Regions from separate parts of the Homo sapiens genome. Here region 1 is linked to region 2. A link is a loop called in an ENCODE intact Hi-C map of the cell type or tissue named here. Cell type or tissue: OCI-LY7. All regions are shown on one strand. Each heading gives the region's core, and the rest is flanking DNA. Links, peaks and the distances in the headings are about the cores only.

The links. Peaks named below come from ENCODE experiments on the same cell type or tissue, not always from the same donor. Only the 100,000 strongest peaks of a DNase experiment are listed, where the experiment ranks them.
Region 1: it touches region 2 in a loop (12-fold over the local background); 5 of 110 quality-filtered maps call a loop at or near these places.

The regions. Positions count from the first base shown.
Region 1 is chr9:18,438,991-18,447,335 of GRCh38, reverse strand. It overlaps a transcript of ADAMTSL1 not described here. Among named protein-coding and RNA genes, the nearest start is that of ADAMTSL1, 31 kb to the left of the region's middle. RefSeq lists an enhancer at 8,130-8,345. In OCI-LY7, for the core only: CTCF peaks have their summits at 4,318 and 4,529 (motif pointing right); a DNase peak (open chromatin) is centred at 4,525.
Region 2 is chr9:17,807,563-17,815,907 of GRCh38, reverse strand. No RefSeq gene overlaps it. Among named protein-coding and RNA genes, the nearest start is that of SH3GL2, 230 kb to the right of the region's middle. In OCI-LY7, for the core only: CTCF peaks have their summits at 4,508 and 4,711 (motif pointing left); a DNase peak (open chromatin) is centred at 4,727.

The sequences.
Region 1 (8,345 bases), core at 19-8,018, 630 kb before region 2:
CACAACATTCAGCTTCAGGGATTGTGACACATTTCCAGGCTCTCTTTGCTCTGTAGTAGAATTCTGGCTGTCATTCGGCATTTGGCTTTTTCTCACGGAGCCCTTGAGCAACCTTTATTTACCATGCACACTGACTTTCATTACTATATAATACAGAAAATATTTGCTTCATTATGAAGCCAGCTGAATATTTATTTTGATTTTGTTACTTGTGGTAAACAGAGTTCAAAACACTCTCTGCTACCACTGTTCCAAACTAGTCAAAAACTATGTAAACAACCCACATAGTGATTGTGTGACCCACATTTTGTGATTGTCTCACCTCCCCTTCCAGCACAAGGAAAGTTTTGTTTAAAAAAAAAAATGTTCATGTTAATTTGAAATTTTAAAGCAAGTTTTATCCCTCAAAACTGTCTTCAGTCCACACTTCTGACTGCCTTTATAGGAAATCACGTTACAATGAACTCCTTTCAAGGTACTTTTGGAACCAAACCTTCTCTTTGGATATGGTCCAAGGTAGGCCTAATTCTGTTCTAAGACAAGCACTATTACCCGAAAGTTCAAGAATACTATTTTTTAGATGACATAGGTAAGAACATGTTGAGAAAAACGTGTTTGCACCCAGATGCATTTTATCTGTATGAAGATCTACGTCAAAGGCTTTGCTGATTCTATTTTGTTCTAGGACCAATATGCCTTGTTTCCCTCAAGTTGCTTTAAAAGATTGATTTGGAATGGACCCATTTGGCCTTTTGTATGGTCCAGTTTCTGCACGTTCACATTACAATAAACATGTCAGCCCAATTGCCTGCACAGGCATCCTTGCTGGTTGACATTTTGTGATACTTTTTATAATCTGGTAGAATTCTAATTGATTTTAAAATCAATAAAACCCATACTTGCTTATTTTTGCATTTTAAAGAAACAAAAACAAATTTAGAGTAGCAGAACATTTTTAGTTCATGCCTTTAAATGCTTTCAGAAAACCAAGTATACCAGCACGAATCTAGACTAATATTTATGTCAACATTTTTTTCCCCCAGGCATATCTTCCTACAGAGAATTTGGGAGTGAGATTTAGTTTTCATCTTAGACTTAAGCCCATATATAGAGTTTCTGGAACGTCAATCCTAAAAGATCACTGTGGAGTTTCTTTTTTCCTTTTCCTGCTCTGTAAGACATTTATACCTCTACCTTTCTGCTAGAGGTAATCGCACAATTGAGCTAATGTAAATGTTGTTCAATACAGGAAGAAATCTTGGGTTCTGGGATGAAATCTGGAATCAAACTCTGGGTCCATCGCTTCCTGGTTATATTGTCTTAAGCAGGTTACTAATCTTCATGAACCACAGTTTATTCTATAAAATAGGGGGATGAATACCTACATGATAGGGTAACTATAAGGATTAAATATAAAAATGTTTACAAATATTTGATACAGTATTGTGCATATAGTCACTACTAGCTCCTTATAATTCTTAGTATATTATTCTGATTATTCTGATAATTGTACTTTTTTCACATGACAAAGATTAAATGTAGGTTTTAAAAAATATTGGATTTTCTAAATACATTCAAGTAAAGGTAAACTAAAAATGTTTTATAAAAATTCAACTGATGATAAAAAAATTTTTCAAGATGTCTCCAGTCAAGTAGGGAATCAAATACTTTCAGCATTTTGTATATGAGTCTTGGTTAGTATTTTCTTTTTTGGTGTACATTTGGTAAACTCTTTGTTTATCACAATATTTTTAAGTCTTCAGTTTACCCATCAATAAAATGGAATGACAAAATTTTGAAACCACAGAATAATATAGATACCAAATATTACTATTAACTACCTGTTTTGTAAATATGGGATATTGAAGAACTCTTAAATATACTGTGATTAAAAGATGTACCACAAGGGTATCATTTTGTATGTAGGAATGTAGGTGAACTCTAAAGATTTTGTCTTATCAAGTTCAAGGTTCAATTTATTTTTGCATTAAACAAACAAAGTCAAAGAGTTCATTATCCATGATCTTAATTTTTCCCCAAGGATAAAACATATATTTGATGCTTAATGGTGGTGACAGATTGTTTAGCTCTCAAATCAAAGGCTGTACTTTTAGCGGTGGCAAAACAGATACTGAAGAGAGAAACTGGTTATCACTGTCAGAACAATCGAGAAGAATTTCAGACTTCTTGAGGAGGAAACATCCCCAGCAAGGTAAGTTAATGTGTACATTTATTGTACTGAAGAATATCACAGTGTTTAAGAACTTGAGCTTTGGAGTTCAACTGACTGGGTTTGAATCCTGAATCTATAACATTCTATTTGACCTTAGGCAAATAAGTTACCTAAACTCTCTGACTTTCAGTTTTCTCACCTGTGAAATGAGGGTAATCGTAGTGCCTAAGAAGGCATGCTAAATACTTAGAAAAGGGCCTGGATCAGATTAAGTGCTCAACAGTGTTAGCTGTTGCTGATATTATTAGTCTCTTGGTAAGATACATAGACATATGTCTTTTAATAAATAGGAGGAAAGACATTAAATATGGCATTTCTGCACTTGAACAAAAGTTTTAAGGATGTTGCCATACCCTCCTGCCTGTGTGCCATCCCTTTGGCCTTAACTCGTACTACTATTATTATCTGCATCTGTTTTCCCTTTACCAATTGTTTAAGGTAAAGCAAAAGACATAAACCTGTTCTCAAGGAGTAGAATATTCTTACAATAGAAACTAATGTGTGCACAGGTGAAATACTGAGGATCTGCTTGAGGCCAATCTTCAAGCCTTATGTTTTTATCCTTATAGGCTAAAATTCAAAATAGTAGAGTCTAGTGAAATGTTACATATACGTAATACCCATTTTTCTCTTTGTTCACATGTAAGTCAACATTGGAGAACCATGAATTTTGGAATCAGAAAGACCTAAATTCAAATCCCATATCCACCATTTAGTAACAAACTTAGGCAAGTTATTTAGTCTCTCTGAGCTCCAATGGCCTCATCCATAAAAGGAATATATTACCCATTAGCTCAAAAGATCAATGTGAGGATTAAATAAGATGGCATTTGCCAAGCACCCAGCACAATGCCTCACCCTTAGTAGTTTCTCAATAATTTTTTCTTTTCTCATTCACTGCAAAAACTAAAAAAATAAAGATTCTAAGAATTCTCTAAAACCATGAAGCCATCGTCACACATGCTAGACATCATGGTAAACCCTGCAAGCATTATTTAGTCTATTTTATCCCCAAGTAAAATAACTTCTGACACATCCTCACAAAAACAATATCATTTCTATAGTAAATGCTAGTAACATAGTTGTTCCTCTTACTTAAATGTGAACATAATCTACATCTATGTCATTAGAACACAAGATCATCTCCATCACAGGTACTTATACTTCACAATTTCACCAATTAATAAAAAAATGGTTTACTACTTTATGGTTTAGGTCCATTTCTGTTGTGGCCTATACAGACAATCTATTCAAATGCATGTTGACAATATTATAGTCTATGTACAGAGAAAGTCCTAGCTTTTCTAAGATCGTTTTAACAGAGCTATAATCCATGTACACTGAATTCATGAGTTGGGCCACAAATATACAGCAGATTTCTCCATATCTTTGGGGAGAAACTAAAAGTCAGTACAGTACACACCTAGGCTGAAAAAGGACTGCAAAGTATCCAAACTTTCATTCACCCTGAACTGATTTATGAAGTCATTTTCTTTCTTATAATCTCCACATATTCATTTTCTTAGAAACACTCCTCCACTCTCTGTCTTCCAACACTGAATGAGTTCTATACCTATAACTCCCATGGCTTACTAAAGAGCAAAAGATAAAACCCTGAGAAGAATACCTCACTAACTTTGCCTTTTAATCTACTGCTGGCTTACTGAGAAGGTTCAGTTTTCTCCTGCAGATAATTCTTTAACATTTATGTAAGCAATGGTATTCATTATACACTGAAGGAGAAAGACAAAAAGTAATGTATCCTCAGCTAGATCATAAAAGGTTGTCAGCTCATCAGTGACTTCCTATGATGTCATCAGCAACAGGAAAGCTAGAACAGTTAAGCTTCTCAAAAACTGAAGATGAAATTACAACTTTAGTATTGACCCAGTTATGTGGCCTAGAGTGTGCAGCAGAGCTCACTTTAATATATGGCTCCTTATCCCTATAAAATACATCAAAGGCCAGATTTTCAAAGCCTTCTATGACTGGCCATTTGGAGAGAGGTATATCCAGGCCCCCAAAGCCTTCATTTTAAGCAGATGTCAGTGGCAATGGCAAAGCTAGAAATTGCAAGCACAGGCTTGTAAAGACAAAGTTTAACACCAGTCCTGACTAGGGAGGGGCTGGCATGGAAGGAGCCGGAACCATCACTCTGTTCTATAAAACCAGGTACTGTGCTGGTTTGTGGCAGGTCGTAGAAGGCTGAGAAGTTTAAATCCTATTTGCTTTTCCTTAGCCCTGCTCTCCCTTGGAGGGCAGCACCGACCAAATGACTTGCAGGCCACTAGGTGGCGCTCCCTTTTACCACCCAGTCTATGCATGACAGCAAAGCCAGCTGTCAGGAGCTCCGTCTTCTTAAAACGTTTAAAGATAAAAGAAAAATCTGTAAGGTTCTTCTCCTTATCATAGCAGCTAAAGGTATGTTACTCAACTAATTGTGAAATCCTGTAGTCAATATCATCTGAGACTATAAAAGCAAATATCTAGCACATTTGAGAGACTCAATAAATATTAAAGAAATATACAACTAAATTGAGGACCCATGATTTTTTTTCCTTCTTTTTGAAGACAGAAAACTATACATCCAACTGAACTGCTTGTTTGCAGAGTCATTTGAAAAGCCAGTGCCTCCCAGCTTTGAATTTTAATAACTCCCTTTGAAAGTCTGCATAGAAGATACGACTTAACCTTTACAAGTCCACATCAATCCTCTTAATAAACACCTGGCAAAATGTTAGAGAATGAAAGTTGTTTTCTTTTTTCTCTCTTTCTCTGAAATTTTCCTCAAACTTTGGAAATCTCACTACAGGAAAATAGAAGATTGGAGTCTGCTATGTAGATAAAAATATACACTTATCACACATCCTAAGTTACTTTGATGTATAACATTCCCTTTAAAGTTTAAACCAAACTCTTTGATACAATGGCTCTTTTAGAATAAAGCTCTCGTTTGTCTTCAGAAGATATTTTGAATTTCATCTATGGAGAGTGTTAAAGGACAGGAAACTTTTAATACACAAGGTAATAACAAAAAGCCACCTGCTCTTCTATAGCCAAAACTTTATTCACAATTGTTAGGTGTGTTAGAATAATAACCATTATCATCCAGCCATCCCAAAGTAGCCATTTAGTGGATTTGGGTTTTCATTTGGCATTAAAAATTATTATTATTACAACATATATTTTGCCTTTTAAATGTCTGCACACTTGTGCAGCACCAAAACTTAGTTAAAAATTGAACTGAGGACCTTTTGTTCCAGGTAATATAGATCAAAACTGTATTCTCTCAACCATTTGGAGAAACTGTATTTCAAAATGTTATCCCTCCCAGGCTGAGAGCATTACATTCTCTGCCTCCTGGGACACACATATTTAAGGTTTTTGTCTTCTTAGCATCTCCTATTATAGAAAAAAAAATGGATTCCTTTTACAAACTCAGCAGGTCTTTGAAGAGGCATCATGCCATTCTTCATCTTCTGACATTACACATGAGGCTTTAGCTTTGTTTGTATTTTCTGTAGTGAATTCTTTTCCTTCCCGTGGCAGTCCAGGGTGAATTTCCCAGATCTTCCTTTCTATCCCCAACAGAAAAAAAGCACTGGATCTGAAATCCTGTCTTATTTTAAAACTGATTAGAAGTGAGACATGTATAGCAGCCTTGTGACTAAGAACTAATATTTACCAGCCCACACAAACCTCTCAGTAGTCTGGATTTCCCCAAAGAGGGCCAGCTATTAGAAGAATGAATGGAGTCAGTATTTTCTTTCCTTTTTAAAAATTGAGATACAATTTCACATTCCATAAAATTCACTTTTTTGTGAGTGAATTAAAGTGTACAATGCAGTGGTTTTGACTGTATAAGATTGTACAACCATCATTACTAATTCCATAACATTCTTATTACCCCCAAAAGAAACCCCATTCCTCTCCCCACTCCCAGCCCCTGATAGCTACTAATCTACTTTTTGTATCTTATGGGTTTGACTGTTTTGAACATTAACTACAAATGGAATAATATTATATGGGCCCTTTTATGTCCGGCTTCTTTCACATAGCATAATGTTTTCAGGGTTCATCTATGTTGTGACATAAATCAGTGCTTCATTCCTTTTTATGGCTAAATAATATTCCAACATTTTCTTCTCTTTTGCCTGTCATAAATTGTTGTTCTTTGTTTGGATGAGCCGCTAATATGGGTCTACAAATGGTGTTAAGAAAAAGATTAACCTATTTGCTAAAATATTAATAGCTCAACCAAATAGATTTTGAAGTTAAGAAATTCCTGGTAGTCTGGTAAGTAAAAATAAAGCTCTTGATTTTCCCCTCTTCCACTTTCATATGTCAGTAATAATTACTGGAAAAAGTAAATGGCCCTTAAATATGACCATCTCTTCAAAATGATGCATCATATTAAAATTGCGGTAATTTTTAGGAAAGCCTACTTATAAAAAAGAAGTATTTGACTTTGAATTAAAGATATATATAATATATATATATTATACATCTGATAAAGTCTAGTGTTTACTAAAATAAAGTGTTGTTTTTATTTACCTAAAAATTTAACCTAAAATACTTTTCATAAAGTAGGACTGTTAGGCCAATTACAGCATCCTAGATGCTGATTGCAGTGTCTTGTGCTTATTGAATGAGCAGGATGGGTCCTTATCTCCCCTGTCATTAAACTTTTACGTTTTAAGATAGAGTCCTATATTTATAGTAGTATTTATAGAAACCTAACACATCTTTTAAACTGTACTAGTGATTTTACAGATTTGTTATTGTTTTTGTGGGTGTTCTGTTCACAAAGTTGCATGGGTACTGAGGGGTCTACCTCGATCTAATTTTCTCATGAGTCTGGTTCTAGTGTGTGTTTCCCAGGATGCAAGGTGTTTTCCAGAAATGCATATTGTACCATAGCAGAACTCCTGTATGTGTAAAAGCATAATCAAGAAGAATAATGCAAGGAAGTCTACCTGAGAATATTACCAAAAACATAATAAATACATTTTAAGAGAATTTTAAGCAGGGTCTGCAGTGGTTAGCTAGCTAGCACCACAGTGAGCATATCTCAGGGTGTTTGAGGAAGATTTAAAATTGAGTACAAATTTAAAATTGAATACACATAGTAAGTTACTGGATGGTGTGAAGTAGTGTACTATAGATTAAAAACTTAGGCTCAGACCACACGAGGAATCAGGAGTCAACCACTTTCTGATTATATGACCTTGGACACACAAATTATCCTTTTGTCATCTATCAAACGGCTGTATGAAGATGAAATGGGATAATAATATAAAGTGCCTAGAAACTTGCCTGACATTCCTCCAATAAGTACTGATAAAGCATTCAAGAGCCAGGCACTACATTAGAGTCTGAGAATACAGCAGTGAACAAAATACAATTTTAAGTCTTCATTTTTTAAAAAAGTTATTATAAGCCAGGAGCAGTGGCTCATGCCTGTAATCCCAGCACTTTGGGAGACCGAGGCAGGCAGATCACGAGGTCAGGAGATCGAGACCATCCTGGCGAACATGGTGAAATCCCGTCTCTACTAAAAATACAAAAATTAGCTGGGTGTGGTGGCGCGCACCTGTAATCCCAGCTACTCGGGAGGCTGAGGCAGGAGAATTGCTTGAACCAGGGAGGTAGAGATTGCAGTGAGATAAGATTGCGCCACTGCATTCCAGCCTGGGCGGCAGAGCCAGACTCCGTCCAAAACAAAACAAAGCTATTATAAAGATGTTTGTCATTTACTGATATCTTCCATATATTCCCCCAAACTGGGTGTCCTCAGTAAGGAATAACAATGAGCAAATTCAGTGTTACAGTGTTATCTGTTCTTTAATGCCTTACTGGAACACATGAAAGGAAAATGAAGACATAGGAACCGGGGGTGATTTGTTTCTAGACCATGATGAGGGACTTGGAATTTGCCAATGCAGGACACACAAGTCCCTGGCAGGGCGGTCATGACGTAGTGAAGACGACACCATGTTCCGTAAGATGCTTTCGGAATGCAACGTCCAGGAAGCCTCCAAAGGAATTTTGCAGGAAACCAATATGGATACTTTGAAAATAAAAGGAAAGGAAAAAAGAAAAAAAAAAAAAC
Region 2 (8,345 bases), core at 232-8,231:
GGTCCAACTTTCCTGGGATCTTCACGTAAGACACTGGAATGGTACCACCTGTACCCAGTTTTACATTCAAAATAGCTTTTCCCCAGATCCTGAACTAGATTATGCCATCCTGGTTGTCAGGAGGATGTCTCTGCCTGTTCAGAGGACTTCAGTCAGAAGCAGGCATTAACTGTGGTTCCCCCCCGATATTGTGTAAGAGTCTTAATCCAGGTATCAAAGGGTCTGACTGTACACTTATCTATCAATCAATCATCTAACTGCCTACATTTTTTTTCACTCTTTCTCTCATGAAAAGAGCATTCTTTTACACCCCTGAGCTCCCATGGTAGCATTTAGATTAGCCTCTTCCCCCTGCAGATATAGGACCAAGCAGGTGTTTGCAGATGTTCCACCCTTCTGAGTCCAAAGCAGCATCAGAACAAAGCTGAACCCATACAGTTTCTTATATTTGTAGTTTTCTTAATTCAGAGTGTATAGAAATTCCTAGTGACCCTTGAAACTTTTCAGAGTGAAGGGAAAATGTTCCACTTGCTCTTTATTTTTATACCAGAACTCCTAAACCATTAAATTGCACAAGGGAGAAGGGAAAGGTAAGACAAATCTGAGTTCTTTATTTAGCACATATGTGAATAGAACTTTACAACATGTAGAGCAAATTAATTACATTTCATCTTATTATCTAAAACATGTTACATCTACGATTAATGTCAGAAATGAGAAGTGCTCTTGATAGGAGAGGAGGTAATTTGATTTATCCTCTGTGGTGAATTGAGGCATAGCCCATGGTTTATAAAGTGAGGCATCCCCAAACTTCATCTTAGTGAAAAAGGACTTTTTTTTTAAGTCTTCTCAGAATTCTTATGGGAATTCTAACAACCATCAGGAGGTGCTTGAGAACCAGCAAAGGCAAAAACAAAATCTTTGGGTCTTTACTCAGTGGACAATGCATAAGCATGAATTATACCTCTGGTATATTACTAAGCCCTGAAACATTACAGAATGTAAGCAAAACTTGATCCTCAAGTAGTCTCGAGTGGAAGACATAGATTCATATTATTATACATAGAAAAAGCTTAAAGGAGTCCCTGACACATAGAAATCCCTTAATAACAGCTTTAGTTATTAGCTTCTGCACTATAATAGACGCACATGATATTTTGTTTTGTTTTTAGATTCAGAGGGTAAAGGCAGGTTTGTTACATGGGTGTATTGCAAGATGCTGAGGTTTGGGCTTCTAATGATCCTGTTGCTGTTGCCCAAGTAGTAAATGAGGTATCCATTAGGTAGTTCTTCAACCCTTGCCTGCCTCCCTCTTCCTTTTCAGAATACCCAGTGCCTATTGTTCCCATCTCTGTGTCCCTGCATACCGAGTATTTAGCTCCCACTCACAAGTAGGAAAATACAGTATCTATTTCTGTTCTGCCTTAATTTGCTTAGGATAATGGCATGTGAAGTTTTAGAAACTGCTATGACCTCATAGAGAGGAAATGACATGGGGAAGTGGTATAAGATCTTACAGAGGAGGTGCTTTGAGCTGAGCATTGGAGGATCTGTAAGGAGTTTCCTAGGGAAAAAAGAAAGAGCATTCCAAACAGAAGCAACAGCACAGAGAAGAGCAAAGCCTTGAATTCACATTGGTACTAAAGGAATCCTGAGGGTGTATATTGTCCATAGAACAGAGGGTTGAAAGATGGGATGGGAGAAGATGCAAATTTAAAAGGCAATTGGGCCCAGATGATGAAGGACTTTAATGTTCAGGCTTTATTCTGTACACAATAGGGGCAAAATTTTGGAGAAGAACAGTGATGTTATCAAACCTACGATTTCAAAAGATCACAACAGGAGTTTCTAAAAAAGAAGGACTGGGTAAGACAGGTGGCGGGTGCAGGGACTGCAATTAGGAGGCTCTTGTGGAAATAAGGAAGATAGGAGGAGGGGACCCAAAACAGGCAGGGAGCAGCAGAGAAGGTGAGAGACTCAGGAACACTGAAGGACAAGCTTTTCCTTTTTTTTTTCTTTTTTCTTTTGGAGACAGTGTCTCGCTCTGTCACCCAGGCTGGAGTACAGTGGCATGATCTCGGCTCACTGCAACCTCTGCCTCCCAGGTTCAAGCAATTTTCCTGCCTCAGCCTCCCAAGTAGCTGGGACTACAGGTGCATGCCACCACGCCCGGCTAATTTTTTGTATTTTTAGTAGAGACGGGGTTTCACCGTGTTGCCCAGGCTGGTCTTGAACTCCTGAGCTCGGGAAATCTGCCTTCCTCAGCCTCCTAAAGTTCTAGGATTACAGACGTGAGCCACCATGCCTGGCCAGGACAGGCTTTTTCATTATGAATTGCTGCACAAATATTCTTCCCAAAGTATTGGGCATAATTTTTAATGAGGTTCATGTCTATACATTGGGAGTTCTTTTTGATAAAAGAAGTAACTAGATTATTTTTTAATTTTTATTTTTAGATGGAGTCTCGCTCTGTTGCCCAGGCTGGAGTGCAGTGGTGCCATCTCGACTCACTGCAACCTCCGCCTCCCGGATTCAAGCGATTCTCCTGCCTCAGCTTCCCGAATAGCTGGGATGACAGGCACATGCCACCATGCCCAGCTAATTTTTGTATTTTTAGCAGAGACGGGGTTTCACTATGTTGGCCAGGCTGGTCTCGATCTCCTGACCTCATGATCCACCCACCTCAGCTTCCCAAAGTGCTGGGATTACAGGCGTGAGCCACCGCGCCTGGCTATGACTGGATCTTATGCTCTTTTCCTACTGGCTCCATTGCCGGGGGGAGGCGAGCCTGTTTTTTCTTTGCAGGCGCCACTGGGTGCAGCTCACTGAATTACAGGCACAGGACTCAAAAGTATTATAATCAGTCCTGATCAAGGGATTTGGCCAACCTGCACTAATAACAAATGCCACACTGAGGTTTCATTGCACTTTATCAGAAAGGATAGAACATGTTCTTTTCTGTGTTACAGAGATGAACATTAAAAAGGTGGTTTGCTTCAGCTAACAAAATGAAATGCTGCTGTTCCAGATAAAAAAAAAGCAGGCAGCAGGGCATGAGAGAAAACAGAGGACACTGAAGGTATGGGCAGGTCGCTCATGTGTGTGTAATGCCCGCAGATCATCCAGACCTGACTGACAGATAGCTGTCAATCAAGAGCAATGAAGGACATCTCCATTCTGCAGTCCTATTGTCTGAAATCAGAGATCCTCATTGCTAACGACAACATAAACAATAGTTGTTTGTTACTACGTTTGCTGTTAGGGTGCAGAAGAGCTTAAGATGGATGAATGGTTTGGCCTCTGTTTAAATTGCATCCTCAGAAAAAAAGAAAAAGAAAAAAATGGAGACTCTGGATTTGGCAACTCTCTTTCTCTCACACACACTATATAATCCACTGAAAATCTTGGCAACTCTAAGATCTTTCCAATGCAGCCTAATCTGACCACTGTGTGCCACTCCACTACTGCTACTGTGTTCCAACCAGCAGTGCCTCTGGCCTGGCCCCCACACTGGCCTCCCAGCTGGCCAGTCGTTCACTGCTGACCACCCCCTCTCACAGTCAGCAGGGTATTCTTTTAAAGAAGTAAATCAGATCAAGCCACTCCCCTGCTCAAAGTCTTCCCATGGCTTCCCATCACATCGAGAAGAAAATCCCAGTCTTTAAGGGGACCCTCCAGCCCTTCGTCATCCACTCCTACTTCTCCCATCTCGTCTCCCACCATGCCCCTCACACCCCTGGCTCCAGCTCCCGGGGCCTCTCTGGAATCTCTCAAACTTGCCAGGCACTCTCCTGCCTTGGGCCTTTGCTCTTGCTGAATCCTCTGTCTGGAACGTTCTTTCCTCTATGGCACATACCTAAAACAGCACCCTCCCCATCCCTCTAACCCCTTACTGTGTCTTATTTTTTTCCACAGTTTTCCTGTTGTTTTATGATACATTTGTTTATTTGGTTGTTTGTCTCCAGATTTCCTGGCATTTTATTATACATGTGTTTAGTTAACTGTTTGTCTCCTTCCCTGGAAGGTAAGTTCCATGAAGTGAAAGATTTAATCTGCTTCATTTAGCTGTTGCGACCCAGTGCCTAGAATAATGCCATGCAGGTAGCAGCTTCTCAAGTGTTTATCAAATGCATGTAAGATTGAATGAATGAGTGAATGATACACTGTCCTTATTTCCTAAACCAGACCAATTCTCCCTCCAGTCCTGAAATAACACCCACTTTTGCCCACACAACATCCTAGGCCAACCTGGCCTAAGTGATTTCCCACAAAGTGGGGAAATGAAACAGTGTTTGAACAAGTGAAAAAATTCGTACATTTTTAAGACACCAGATGATGCTCTTCGGACCACTTCAGCTATTCTCAAGAACTCAGCAGCTGCAGCCACTCTGCCTAAGGAGGAGAACTTAAAGAGTACATCATTTGAGTAATAAACTTCAGAGGATTCTGAACGTTTGCCATAACTCTGAATGACCTCAGAATACTCCACGGATACATTACATTATACAAAGTATAACTTCAAATAACTAATACATGATTTCAATCTTTTGATGAAAAAAACTCAAATTTCTAAAATAACTATTGCATTATTTCAATCTTTTGATTAAAAAACTAAAAATCAGAACTTCTTTCGGAGAAAATAAAAATAAAAGCCAGCTTAATGCTACAGGAATCAAACTACAGCTAAAGGGCATTCTAGCCAAAGGTCACAGCGCCCTCTACTGGCTATTGATAGCTAACAAACCATGGGGAAAAATTCACGGAGGAAGCCGCTTTATATTCAAATCCATTCACGGGATTATTAAAAAATATTTTAGTCCCTGCAAAGAAAATGAGCTGTGGCTATAAAAGAGGGAAAGATTCAGTCCCTGTTTTCAAGGGGGTTGAAGACTAGTACGAGGAAGAGAAATTTGGAATTACAGTAGAGTAGGACAAATGATGCCATCTAGAACACCAGGTGGGCATTTCGTCCAGCATGCAGGGGTGTGGGGCAGTGCCTGAGCTGAGGACTGAAAAAGGGTAGGAGTGAGCCATGTGAACGGAGGGGTGTGTAGATGGGCAGTGACGTTCCAGGCAATGGGGCCACAGATGGAGAGGCATGGAAGTGAGAAAGAACCTCAGGAATTGAAAGTTGTGACAATTACTTTTGGTTGCCCACTCACCAACCGTCCCCTGACTTCTTTTTCCCTCTGGTCTGCCTTCCTGTTGGTGGCTGAATGTGCCAGGTACTGACTTTCCTGACTGCTTTCATGGCTAGAAATAGCCCTGTGAACAAATTCTGGACAATGAGATATAAGGGAACATTTGCCAGAGGGATGGCTGAGATAGAATTTCTTTGATGATAAAAGAGGAGACACCCATGGAGACGACACATCATGTCAATCTGCCTGTCAAAGTTGTCGTGAAAAGAGGTGATCCTTGTTGCTGTTGCAGCCTTCCGGTGAACATGAATGGCAGCATCACTAACACTGTGAGGCCGGCAGTCCTTGGTGACATTACAGAGCTGCTGAACCACCCACCTCTGGGACCACCTATTTCTGTCCTTGTTGTTATGAAAGAAAAAATAACCCTTATGGCTTAAATCACTCCCAGTTATGTATTCTGTTATTTTTAGCTAAAGCATACTCATTGATATGCTCACATTCTCTGATGTGAGGAACCAGTGCAAGGTTTAAGCAAGGATGTAACACAATGAAATTTGCATTTCCGAAAGATCAGGCTGAAAACAAGCAGAGAATGAATTGAAAGAGAGCAAGACAAGAGGGAAGAAGACCAAGTAGGATATCTATAATGGTATAAGCGAGGATGGGGGAGAAAGGCAGAGATTAGGGTCTGACCTAAGAATAAAACAAAAGGGAGAGATCTAAAAAATAATTAGAAAGTTGAATGGACAGAGTTTGGTCATTCGTGTGAGAACTAGAAGATGAGATGAAGGGAGGAGTCAAGAATGAATCCAAAGTTTGGGGCTTAAATAATGAGGTAGGTAGATGGGTCACTTCTTGATATTCACAATTGAGGAGGAGAATTAGATTTAGGACACAATGGAAATGATGAATTCTGTTTACACACTGAATTTAAAGAAGCTGAATTTCATATATGAAAATCAGAGAATCTGGACTTAAGAGAAAGATTTTCAACATATTAATGTGTACATGGTAATTGAAGTTATGGAAGTCGACCTGGTCACTCTTTGGGGAACATATATACAGAGAAGGAGACAAGAAAAGGGTGTGGAGAGAGGCCCTCACAATGACCAATACCCACAGACAGACAGAAAGGAAAGCTACACAGAGACAAGAGACTATAAAACAGCAGAGGGAGAAAGCAAAGAATGAAGCGTCTCCAATGGCAAAGTAACAAAGTTTCCAGATGGAAACTTCCCACTTCAGTGAAACAGGGTCAGGAAACCACACTTTGGTGCCTTTAACCAGGACAGTTCTGTGGACTGCTGAGTACAGAAGCAGAAGCCAGTTAAGTTGGAGAGATGAAATGGATATGAGCAGTAGATGCTTCGTTCAAGAAGATGGCTATGCAAGGGAGGAGAAAGATTGAGGGACAGTTAGGGAACGCATGGTGAAGGTATCATTTCAAGATGTGGGACATTTGAATGTATTTACATATTGAAGAGGAAAACCAGCAGAGGAAGTGGGTCAGAGAGAGGGGAGACAGGTGATAATTGATGACATAAGATCCCTGAGGTTTCAGGAGGGAGTTGTAGGCACAAGCCTTGCAAACAAATTCAGATCACAGTTCTTTCCAAAGCCACTTAATTCCAACTCTTGGGTGGAAAATTCGATCCCACTCAATACTGGGGTTCTCCTACGAAGGGTCATAGCATACCATCAAAACATCTGGATGAGCACTCCAGTTGTTAACCACAGTGATTACCACAGAGATGCTCACTCTTTCAGTCTACAGGGCCCATCTGCTTTGGAGATACTGGGAGCCCATAGGCCTGGGAGCAACTATCACAGGATTTATCATATACACAACCCAGCATCTCCCAGGGTACTGCCACTGAGTCCACAATACAGGTTAGAATTCCCCTTCCCCCTCCACCTCCAGCCTCCTCCTCATATGCAGAAAATCATTATATTCATACTTATGGTGGCCTATCTGTGTCATTTTTTGGACCCAAATATGCTCCCTCTCCCCCCATAAAAGAAAAGGTAAAAGAAGAAGGTGAGGTGAAGGTCAAAGTTTTGTGTTCCCCCAGAGATAAAATCTTATAACCAAACTCCTTAATAAAAACATCATATGGATATATTTTCTCATGCTTGTACTAGTAAGAGGGACTTTGAAACATGGTATTGTCACCACTTAAGATTTGCATTGAACATGAGCCAGAAAATGATACATCATACTATCTCAGTTTCTGACTATCAGCTGGATTTGGTGGCTCCATATTCATAAGACCCAAATATGCAACTGTAATTTGATGTTCTCACCCAAAAGCCAATCATCTCTGTGTGTCAGATGTTCTTTCTGGAGATGCCACTGCTTATCTTCAGGTGGGAAGAATAAAGTGAATCAATTTTGGAAAGCAAAGTCAGCAAACTTCTTCAGATGTGTGGACAAGGGCCACTCATGTCTTCATGCATTTAAACAAATGCTGGGTACAAGGCAAGCAAAAATTCCCCCAGCTAAAGACCCAGACCATGTAGCAGACCTGCATCATAAAATGCATAAAATGCCATATTTTTAAGAGAAAAGGGGGAGGTGGTGGAGTTAAGTCATTTATAAAGAGGAGTCTTGCTCTTTATACAACTTGAACAGCCTCCAGCAATGTCCAGGGAAGGGGGAGTTTGACTAGTGGAAAGGTGCATTCCAGACCTCCTGGTAGGAATGGCCCCATGGCAGAAAACATTGCATCTGGCTATCAGTGCATGGTGAAACTGAACATTACAATTAACAACTGGCTGTAAGCACACAGACTCAAATTTAGCTTTCTGCAGAGTTCACCTGCACAAAGAACACACAGATTGGATGATACAGCCTTTCAGCCTCTGTGATAGCTTCCCCACCAGCTGGCATCCCACACTGCTTGGGTGAATGTTTAACCTTCGTTAAATAAATAGATCCTTGCTGCTAGCCCTCCTGAGGCCTATTACATAGGGCTGCCCATGTGAGAAACAGCTTGCTCACACAAATCAGTGCCTCAAATTTGAAGCATCTGGCCCAGTGATTCCAATTTTAGGCTTATATTTGAAAGCACAGTTTGATTTCTCTGTTCACTTAGCATATCTCACATGATCGGCAGTTTCATAGGCCCATCAGTAGACCTCAGTGTCAGCTCCTCTGAAGAGGAACAGCCTGTGTGTTTGAGAAGCCCCCAAGGACCTTCC